2 separate regions of the Homo sapiens genome follow, and region 2 is linked to region 1. A link is a loop called in an ENCODE intact Hi-C map of the cell type or tissue named here. Cell type or tissue: PC-9. All regions are shown on one strand. Each heading gives the region's core, and the rest is flanking DNA. Links, peaks and the distances in the headings are about the cores only.

Evidence for each region. Hi-C counts contacts between places; a loop is a spot of excess contacts. Peaks named below come from ENCODE experiments on the same cell type or tissue, not always from the same donor. Only the 100,000 strongest peaks of a DNase experiment are listed, where the experiment ranks them.
Region 2: it touches region 1 in a loop (13-fold over the local background); 2 of 110 quality-filtered maps call a loop at or near these places.

The regions. Positions count from the first base shown.
Region 1 is chr3:177,446,972-177,451,372 of GRCh38, reverse strand. The region is part of intron 1 of LINC00578 (long intergenic non-protein coding RNA 578); the gene reads right to left. Among named protein-coding and RNA genes, the nearest start is that of LINC00578, 7.3 kb to the right of the region's middle. In PC-9, for the core only: no CTCF peak of the experiment used is centred there; DNase peaks (open chromatin) are centred at 1,662 and 3,182; H3K4me3 peaks cover 1,609 bases; H3K27ac peaks cover 3,269 bases.
Region 2 is chr3:178,323,965-178,328,365 of GRCh38, reverse strand. All of the region lies in intron 2 of LOC105374235 (a long non-coding RNA gene), which reads left to right. Among named protein-coding and RNA genes, the nearest start is that of LINC01014, 93 kb to the left of the region's middle. In PC-9, for the core only: CTCF peaks have their summits at 2,567 and 2,766; no DNase peak of the experiment used is centred there.

The DNA.
Region 1 (4,401 bases), core at 102-4,101:
GAAATATCCATACTGCTTACACAAGGAGTAACCGAGGCAGAGTAATCCAAACACTGCATCCCCTTTTCTTATACATACAAAGCCTGGCACACCGGGGCTGTTGAGAAACATGAATTAGCCCATCTCTGACATAAAGCCTCGGCAAAATAAGCGTCTGCTACACGTAACTCAAAGTTCTCTGCCCTTCCTCAGAAGAACGTGGCTTACTGGAAGCCAAATTCTTACAAGGAGTACATCAAAGAAGAAATCTATTTCCTTGGGTTTTTAAAATTATTATTTTGTTTCTCATTACACAGACAGCATTAACGGAACACCAAGGAAGAGAAAAAAGAGTTACCACCCATAATCCTGCCATCCGATGAATATTTCTTGTTTTGTTTTGTTTTGTTTTTGTTTTGTTTTGTTTTTTGAGATGGAGTTTTGCTCTGTCACCCAGGCTGGAATGCAATGGTGTGATCTTGGCTCACTGCAACCTCCGCCTCCCAGGTTCAAGCAATTCTCCTGCCTCAGCCTCCCGAGAAGCTGGGATTACAGGCACGCACCACCATTCCTGGCTAATTTTTGTATTTTTGGTAGAGATGGGGTTTCACCGTGTTGGCCAGGCTGGTCTCAAACTCCTGACCTCGGGTGATCCATCTGCCTCGGCCTCCCAAAGTGCTGGCATTACAGGCGTGAGCCACCATGCCTGACCCCAGTGAACATTTCTATTTGCCTGTAAGCATCCGTTGTTTTTCCAAAAATAAAATTGCACCAGGTGATTGTATCAATATGTATTTAACTTGCATCCTGTTGGGCCATGAGACTTTAAAAGATGGTACAGGCCAGGCGCAGTGGCTCACACCTGTAATCTCGGCACTTTGGGAGGCCAAGGCAGGAGGATCGCTTGAAACCAGGAGTTTGAGACCAAGCAACATAGCGAAACCCCATCTCTACAAAAAATACAAAAATTAGCCTGGCTTGGTGGCACATGTCTGTGGCCCCAGCTACATGGGAGGTTGAGACTGGACGATCATTTGAGCCCAGGAGGTCAGGGCTGCACTGAGCCATGATGGTGCCACTGCACTCCAACCTCAGTGACAGAGTGCAACCCTTACTTCAAAATAAATCAATAAATAGCCCAGGCTCTGCAGTCAAACTGGGTCTGAATACAAGTTCTGCCATTATTGGTCTAGGAAACTGAGGCTGGTTATTCTCTGTCTCTGGGCCTCCAATTTTATCTGTATATAAAAATGAGAATGATGCTAGCACTTCCTTCAAAGGGTTATTGTGAGAAGTAAATGAGACAGTGCATGAAAAATCCTTAGTGTCACACTTGGCCCATCATAACCACTCAATAGATGTTGACTGTTTTATTATTTATAATAAATTCATCTTTAGCTAATACCATTATGCAAGAAGATAAAAGGAAACCCTTCCATTTCCTGAACAGGGGTGAGACCTGACCTGCAATTTTGCTCATAGTTATGCAATTTCCCCACCCATCTCTTTTCTTTGCAGACACAGGGTTCATAGCCACAGCAGGTGACGGTGCAGGGCCCTGAGCTCTGATCTTGCGTAACAGAAATAGAGTCTGCTCTTGACCTGGTCACCCAGAACCACAGCATTGAGAAAGAAAACTTAGACATCCAGCTATGTCCAACTGCCACATTGAGTCAAAAGGAAACTGAGGCCTTGAGAAAGGAGATTTGCCTGAGGAAAGGGCTCAACCACAGTCTCCCAACCCATTTGCCTTTGTTCATTGCTTGGGTGCCACTGCAAGTCTGGCCCTGTTTACAGCACATTGCAGCTTTCTACAGGAATTCATCCCATTAACTTCACTTCTCAGCCCTGAAGCCTTCCTCGGTCTCCTTGCTCCTGTGCTTCTGTGGTGAGGTCACCTTTTCTGGAAATCCCTGTGATTTCTTTCCACAAGCCCTCAGCTATGCATGTGGCAATGAGGTCAGCTGAAACTAATGATGACGTGTTACGTAGAAATAAGTAAAATCTTAGATTGAGCTCAGACAAAACCACATTAAAATCTCAAATGTCATTTTCTTACACTTCAAAAATAAAATGTCAGGACCATAAGGCTCTTCTCTATTCTCTTCTCCTTTGTCTTTCAGTTGCTTTTTGTATCTGAGTGTATTTAATTGTGCATTTCTTTCCTCTGGCACTAGAAGGACCCAAATTTTTCTAATAGATCATTTCGCGGTAGTTACAATCTGACCTAAAACAGGAAATACTCAGTAGTTCACAGTAAGGAAATCTATTCTCAAGAAGAAACTCGTAACCTATCAAGGGGTTTTATTGAAGCATGAATAAGCATTTGAATTTCAGTTTATCTACAAATCTATCACTACTGTTAACCAAAACAAAACAAGTTTTCAGTAAAAATTGTCACCTGAAGTAATCTTTATAAAAGCTTGAAAAATGGACTGGCCTCAGCCCAGTTGACCAGCTTTACTCCATAGGTGTTTGTAGCTTTGCTTGTACACGTAGTGTGTTAAAGTAATACGCTTTAGGCTCTGTCCATTTTTGACAGAAGGACCCCAAACTATGTGAATATAAATTTTTTTAGTAGTTTAAAGAAAACTAGCTTCAGAAGTTCTCAATATCCTGCATCCACTAACTCAAATTATCTTAGTTGGGTGTTGCCAAGTAGAAAGAAATGAATAAAAATGATGCACAATTAACCCAGCTTTACTATAAAAATGCCTCAAAAACGGCACAGTTCTCTTGAATAGTTCTCTTGAAGAGGCTCACGGTACACTACAGCTCAATCTGAAGCGCATTTCCACAAGTATCAAATTAGTGTTCATTAAGGTAATAAGATGTTTACTGGGTTGACTTTTGTTCTTTTTATAACAGTGTTGGGTTTGTAGGAAAATCTTATTTCTCATACTCACTCTTAGGAAGACTCATTCCTTTTTTTCCTCTCCACGTGCCCCATATTTTTTATTATGCAGACTCATCTACCTATTACCATTCTCAACTCATAGCCAGGGGAAAGAAGCTCTGCCCTGCACATTATACATAAAATCAATACATATTTACCACACAACCACTGTGTACCCAATAGAATACAAGTTGCTATGAAAATGGAAAATACCTGTACTTGACTCTGGGACTTACCATCTACATATTTCCTTGTGACCCAGGTGAGTACAGCCCGAGTGATGAGCTCAGTGCAAAGCAGGGGAGGAGGCCTGCCTAAGAACAACAGTGGGCTCTTTGCCAGGCTTTTCTGCCTTTCCGGGAGCTGGAGCAGGTCAGGGCAGGTCCTCACTTTGAGGAGCCAGATTCCAAGTCTTTTACATGAGCACCTCCTGATAGTGGCTACCGTTCACTGCCCTCTTGCTTTGGGCCAAGCTGAGACATTCAATTTTTGCCACAATCTTATCATGTAGGTATTATGATTCCCATTTTACAGATGTGGAAACTGTAGCACAGATGGGTTACATTGTTAAAGGTTAAATAGCTTTAAAAAGTGGCAAACTCAGAATCTGAACTCAGGACTGACTCCAATACCAAACTTCTCAATCAGATTCTAGTCACCTGCTTTGCCGGTGTCCTTACTTGAACATCCAACCTCATCCAGGCCTGCAAAATCCTTCCCATCCATTAACAACAGACTTAATATAAAGAAACAGAAAGCAAAAGCTTTAAGCCAGAATGTAAACCTTAGTTATAGCCATCAACAACTTCTCTTTTACTATTATTATTGCACTAAGCTATACAACATGAAATGTTGTTGCCCAGAGTTGTACTAAAGATATATTGACTAAATATAAAACTAGCCCATTAACTTTTAAGAATTTTCTTCTCCAAATTCTGTACAGAATGTGCAAATTAATTAAGCCCTAGTGCTATAAACTTGAGAAAATCAGTCTTAACCAGCTGAGGAGCCACTATGTCATCTGGTAGTCAGAAATGACCAAATAATTAAGCATATTTCTGATATAAAAAAAGCACAGAAACATTTTATTATAAAATAACAGTACTTTTATCCAAATGACCGAATAAAGGTTGCTGCCTGATTCTCAATATTTTTAAACTGTGTATTAGGTCTGGAATTGATATTAGGTTTCCCAAGTCCGTCAGTTCCTCCACTACTGACTTAGCTGGTGATCTAATGTCAGGGAAAACACTTGTTTGTCTGATTTTTAAATGGATTATTCCTAGAAGATAATAATAATAGCAATAATGCTATTGCTATTATTTGGTCACAAAGAGGATGATTTTGTTGTCCAACAAACCTAGGTTTATACGTGAGCTGTATGATGTAGTAGCAAATGTTTTAACTTCTCCAAACCTCACCTGTAAAATGGGGGTAATAAGGACTCTTCAGAGAGTCTTTGCAAAACCCATTTAGGGTAGTGCACATGGTACATCATCCAGCCCACAGTGAAGGCTATTCAATAA
Region 2 (4,401 bases), core at 285-4,284, 880 kb before region 1:
CCAGAATAGCCTATTTGCTGCACACTTGGTTCCCTTAGGCCCATCCTGCTCTTAGGGACAAATCAGGCACAGTACTCTCTCTACAGAGGTCTTCTCTGAATTCTTCTCAGCACAATGTTCCCGAAATGCTCAATCAGAGCTGACATGCAAGAAGCAAAAATGACCACCTCTGACCTAGTCAGTAATGGCAATAATATCTGAACAGCTATTGAGCCGCTGTGCTAGGCATTTCATGTAGTTTAGTTCAATTAATCTTCACAATAATCCTAACAATGTAGGTACTATTATCATATCTTTCTGGCAAATAAGGAAATTGAGCTCAGCAGAGTTAAATAGCTGGACTACAGTCACACTGCTAGTTAATGGTATAGCTGAGATTGAGCCCACGCAGTTTGAATCTAGAGACAGTACACTGGGAGGTAGTGCTGAGAAAGTTTTTTAGATCCAAGAGTATCAACAGAAATACCTACTAGTTCATATACAGGTGGCGCTGGTGAAAATGCAGTTGGCTTAAAAATCTTGAGTTCCACTTTCAACTCTGACATTCAAAACTGCGTGTTTCTTAAAAATTACAGTGGTAATGAATTACCTCTATCATGAGTTTTAAGAAACTCTTGAGTGATATGAAATAAATCAGATAGTACATAAAAGAGAGTTATTATAGTGAATAATATGTAATGGAAACTCAATACACATGAAGTTGCTCTCTTTTTTTCCTAAAGTCATAGGGGATGAATGGAGGTTTCTTATCTTTCTCTTCCTTCTAACTCTTAGTTTAGTAAACAAACTTTTTCTCCTTCTGGACATTTTTTTGGGAATAGAGTTTTTGCTCCTTGTTGGGATAATGGGAAAGAGGCTACATTGTAGAAGATGGCAATAAGATTTGTCATCTTTGTAGGAAAATCCACAATCACTACGATGGATTTTTTCCTATTTTGTGTAAAAGACTTGATACTTGTAAAATATATATTCTTCTGGAGTGAGTAGAAGCTGATGTTTTTGTCTGCCATTTACATTTTACTGTAAATTGAAACTTCTGTGAGATTATCTTTTGGAGGTCAAGATTAGAATGCATTGTTTATTATTAAGAACTTAGGTGGTATTAATATGAAAGAAAAGGATAGAAAGTATAAATGGAGAGTCAAAATAAACACATCACCCACTTCTGGTCATGCCTGATATGGTCCTGCATCCATAGCTGCCTAATCTGAAGATGCAAATAAATGATTCCAAAATATACATGTATGTATGATAGACAACAACCTCGGTGCATGGATATGAATGGCATGGCATTTTATGGTTGGAGAGACAGAAAGAGGACGCTCAGTCTAGGGTTCTATTTAAGTGAAATATACTTCAAAATTACGCCTCATTTTGAGTCTGACATCATTTTCAAAGGTTAGCTGCCTACTGCCAAGCTTCTGGAACAGCCTTGGGGTATACCTATGGGAAATGACTTAATACTGGTAATCATTCCTTTATCTCATCAAGACCAATTTATAACCCAGTGGTTTAGGAGTTCTTCTAAAGGCTAGTTTCAAACCCAGTAAATATGAAAGTTGTTTATGAAAGAAAAACTTCCTACCATACAAACCATCATTAATCATAAGCCTTGCCCAAGTAGTGAAGAGGTGAAGTCAATGAGGAATACTCAGTGCTGAAGGAAGGGTGGGAAATAGGGCTTAAAATGAGACAACATGAGTTCAGATGCCAGTTTTGCTATTTCACATCAGTGTGAAGCCTATATTATTTAACTCCCCTGAACATTTATTTGTTTAAAAAAAAGGGATATCTATGCTTTTTTTCCTGGATGGTTGAGAAACCTAAATTAGAAGAGTATGTGAACGTGCTTGGTATACTAAGATGACATGTTCTGACCCTGTCAGCTAAATATACTTGGAATTTTCTGCTCTATTCCAGAGGCATCTGGTATAGAAGTACTCTATCAGACACTTCTATAATCTCTTTATGACCTGGTGGCTTTCTAGGAAAGGGGTCTTTATCTGGCAGCTGAATTCAGAAAGCTTGTGACTGGTGCTAGTACCTTAAAGTGATGTTTTCACAGAGCACCATGAAGCTCAAGTTCCATGTCTGGTGTCCCTTTTCCTTGTGATTAGGACCACCACTCATGGTCAGTGAGAAACTTGGTGGTTCTTCTATCACTTATCTTCCTAGTAGGAGAAGCTATATTATGCAATGAAGATGCTGAACTGGAATTCAGGAAATTCAAGTTGCAAATTATAGACAGCCTTCTGGATCTTTAATTGTTTACTAATAAGCTGTGGAATAGGGAGGAATGGTGGCAAAAAAATGTTCTCCTATCTAATTTGTCACTCCCTGACTCTCTTTCTTATTCAATCTTGATGCCTTTTGACCTTCATAACTCCCCACCTTTCTACCTTTCTTGATATGTCTAAAAAAAAATTGGACAATTTTTCTTCTGTGTTTTATTTAAGACCTTGACTTCCTTTAGAGAAAGATCATGATGTAAATGTGAAATAGAATGTTATGCCTTCTCAGCCCATCTTGTTCCAAAAATATTATACTGTGGCTAAGACTATATAGTCTCTTCACATTTTTTCCCGTGATGCCGTATATGAAAATACAATTATTTATTTTAATTATGTATTCAAGTAAAAGAATGCTCCTCTAAATGAGTACTCCCCTAATGAGAATGAATGGAGTTTTAAAAACAAATCTTTTCCATGCCAGTTATCATGCTGTTTTCCTTTGTTGGTGATATTCAACATTTTCTACTCTAGAGGCCAGTATAACGTTAAAAATGAAAATCTTTTTTCTTCCATGATAAGATCTTAAAAACAAAGTCCTTAAAACAAATCTCACATAAAACAGAAAAAAAGAAATCTCTAACCACAGAAAAGTACTTGTAAAATGAAGATAATCCAAAACAGAAAGTCCAGGGAGAATTAAACAATGATTGAGGTTGGTAGATGAATTAGGGGCACAAAATATTTCTTCAAAGTTATCTAATCTGGGGAACAACAATATATAACCAGTAGAATGTTGGAAATAATACAAGAAAAATGCAAAACAAAAGAAAGCCATCATGAAGTATCAGATAGAGTGGGAACAAATATTTATATGCAGATTCTAGAAGTGCTTCTATCATGCTTAAATGACAGTGATAGGAAAATAAAGAAAGGAAATACCTGTCTCTACATTTGGGGTATCTACACTTTATAAAAAATCACTGGTCTATTAAAATCCATATTCAACCCCTACCTTTTCATGCTTAGCTAATTACCTTGCCTCTTTCATCTAGAAAACCAAGGTCATAGCTATAATATCCTCCAAATCTTTCTTACATGTAACTCCACAAGCTAGTTTATATCTGCCATCAAATTCATTGCCTTCCTCTCAGTACCAGAAGAAAGGATGCCTCACTTTTTGTTTAAATCCAAACCCTGACCATGTCTGAGGCCACATCTCCTCTCACTCCTGCCAAGATTTGCTCCATTAGATATTCTGCTTCTTCAACTAATATCTTTCATTTTCCCCCACTCTCACCTCCCCACCCCTGTTCATTCTCCTCAGCCAATCCACCCTCACCTCCCCACCCGTTCATTCTCCTCAGCCAATAAACATGTTTGAACATTTCTTACCCCAAAAAGGGAAAAGAAACAAACAAACAAACAAATACTGTGTTTGCGTCTTGATTAAGCAACTGTTCGATCTCTCTGCTCTGTTCCTCCAAATCTCTGACAAGAACAGTCTATAATTTCTTCTAATTCACTCTTCAGTTTATTTCAGTCTAATGTTTGGCCTTACCACTCCTCTGAACCTTGCCTTGCTGAGTCACCGATAACCTTCTAAATGACCAATCCATGGATATTTTTAAATCCTTGATTTATAGGACTTTTCGTTGCACTTGCCACGGCAATTAAATCATTTATCTTGAACTTCCTAATCCCCTTTCTTTGGTGTCATTTTATTCTCCTTCTGTCTATACACTGGTAGTCTTCTTGGACTACTGTTCATCACCTGACACTTTATTTATGATAACCCACATATTGATCTTATATTTGAAAGTCTTCAGTAGCTCCCCATCACCATCAGATAAAACCAAACTCCTTAGCATGGGACAGCAGGCATTCCATAAACTGGCACCTTGCCTAAAGCAATACTTGAGCATAAAATTATAAATGTTTGTAAAACTAATATATTTTATATATATATAGCAGTAAATAAAAAGAGTTCTAAGATTTTAATGTTTGCAACTAATCTGAGTCTTTATGTTTCCGTGTGCTTATTCAAGTTTGGACCAGGCATCACAGTTTTTTTCTTGGAGAAATTAAGACTCTGAATGTTTGATTGGTATAATGTCATAAAATATAGCTATAGTGAATCAGTCTAGTCTACTCTCTTAATATAAGAAATGCT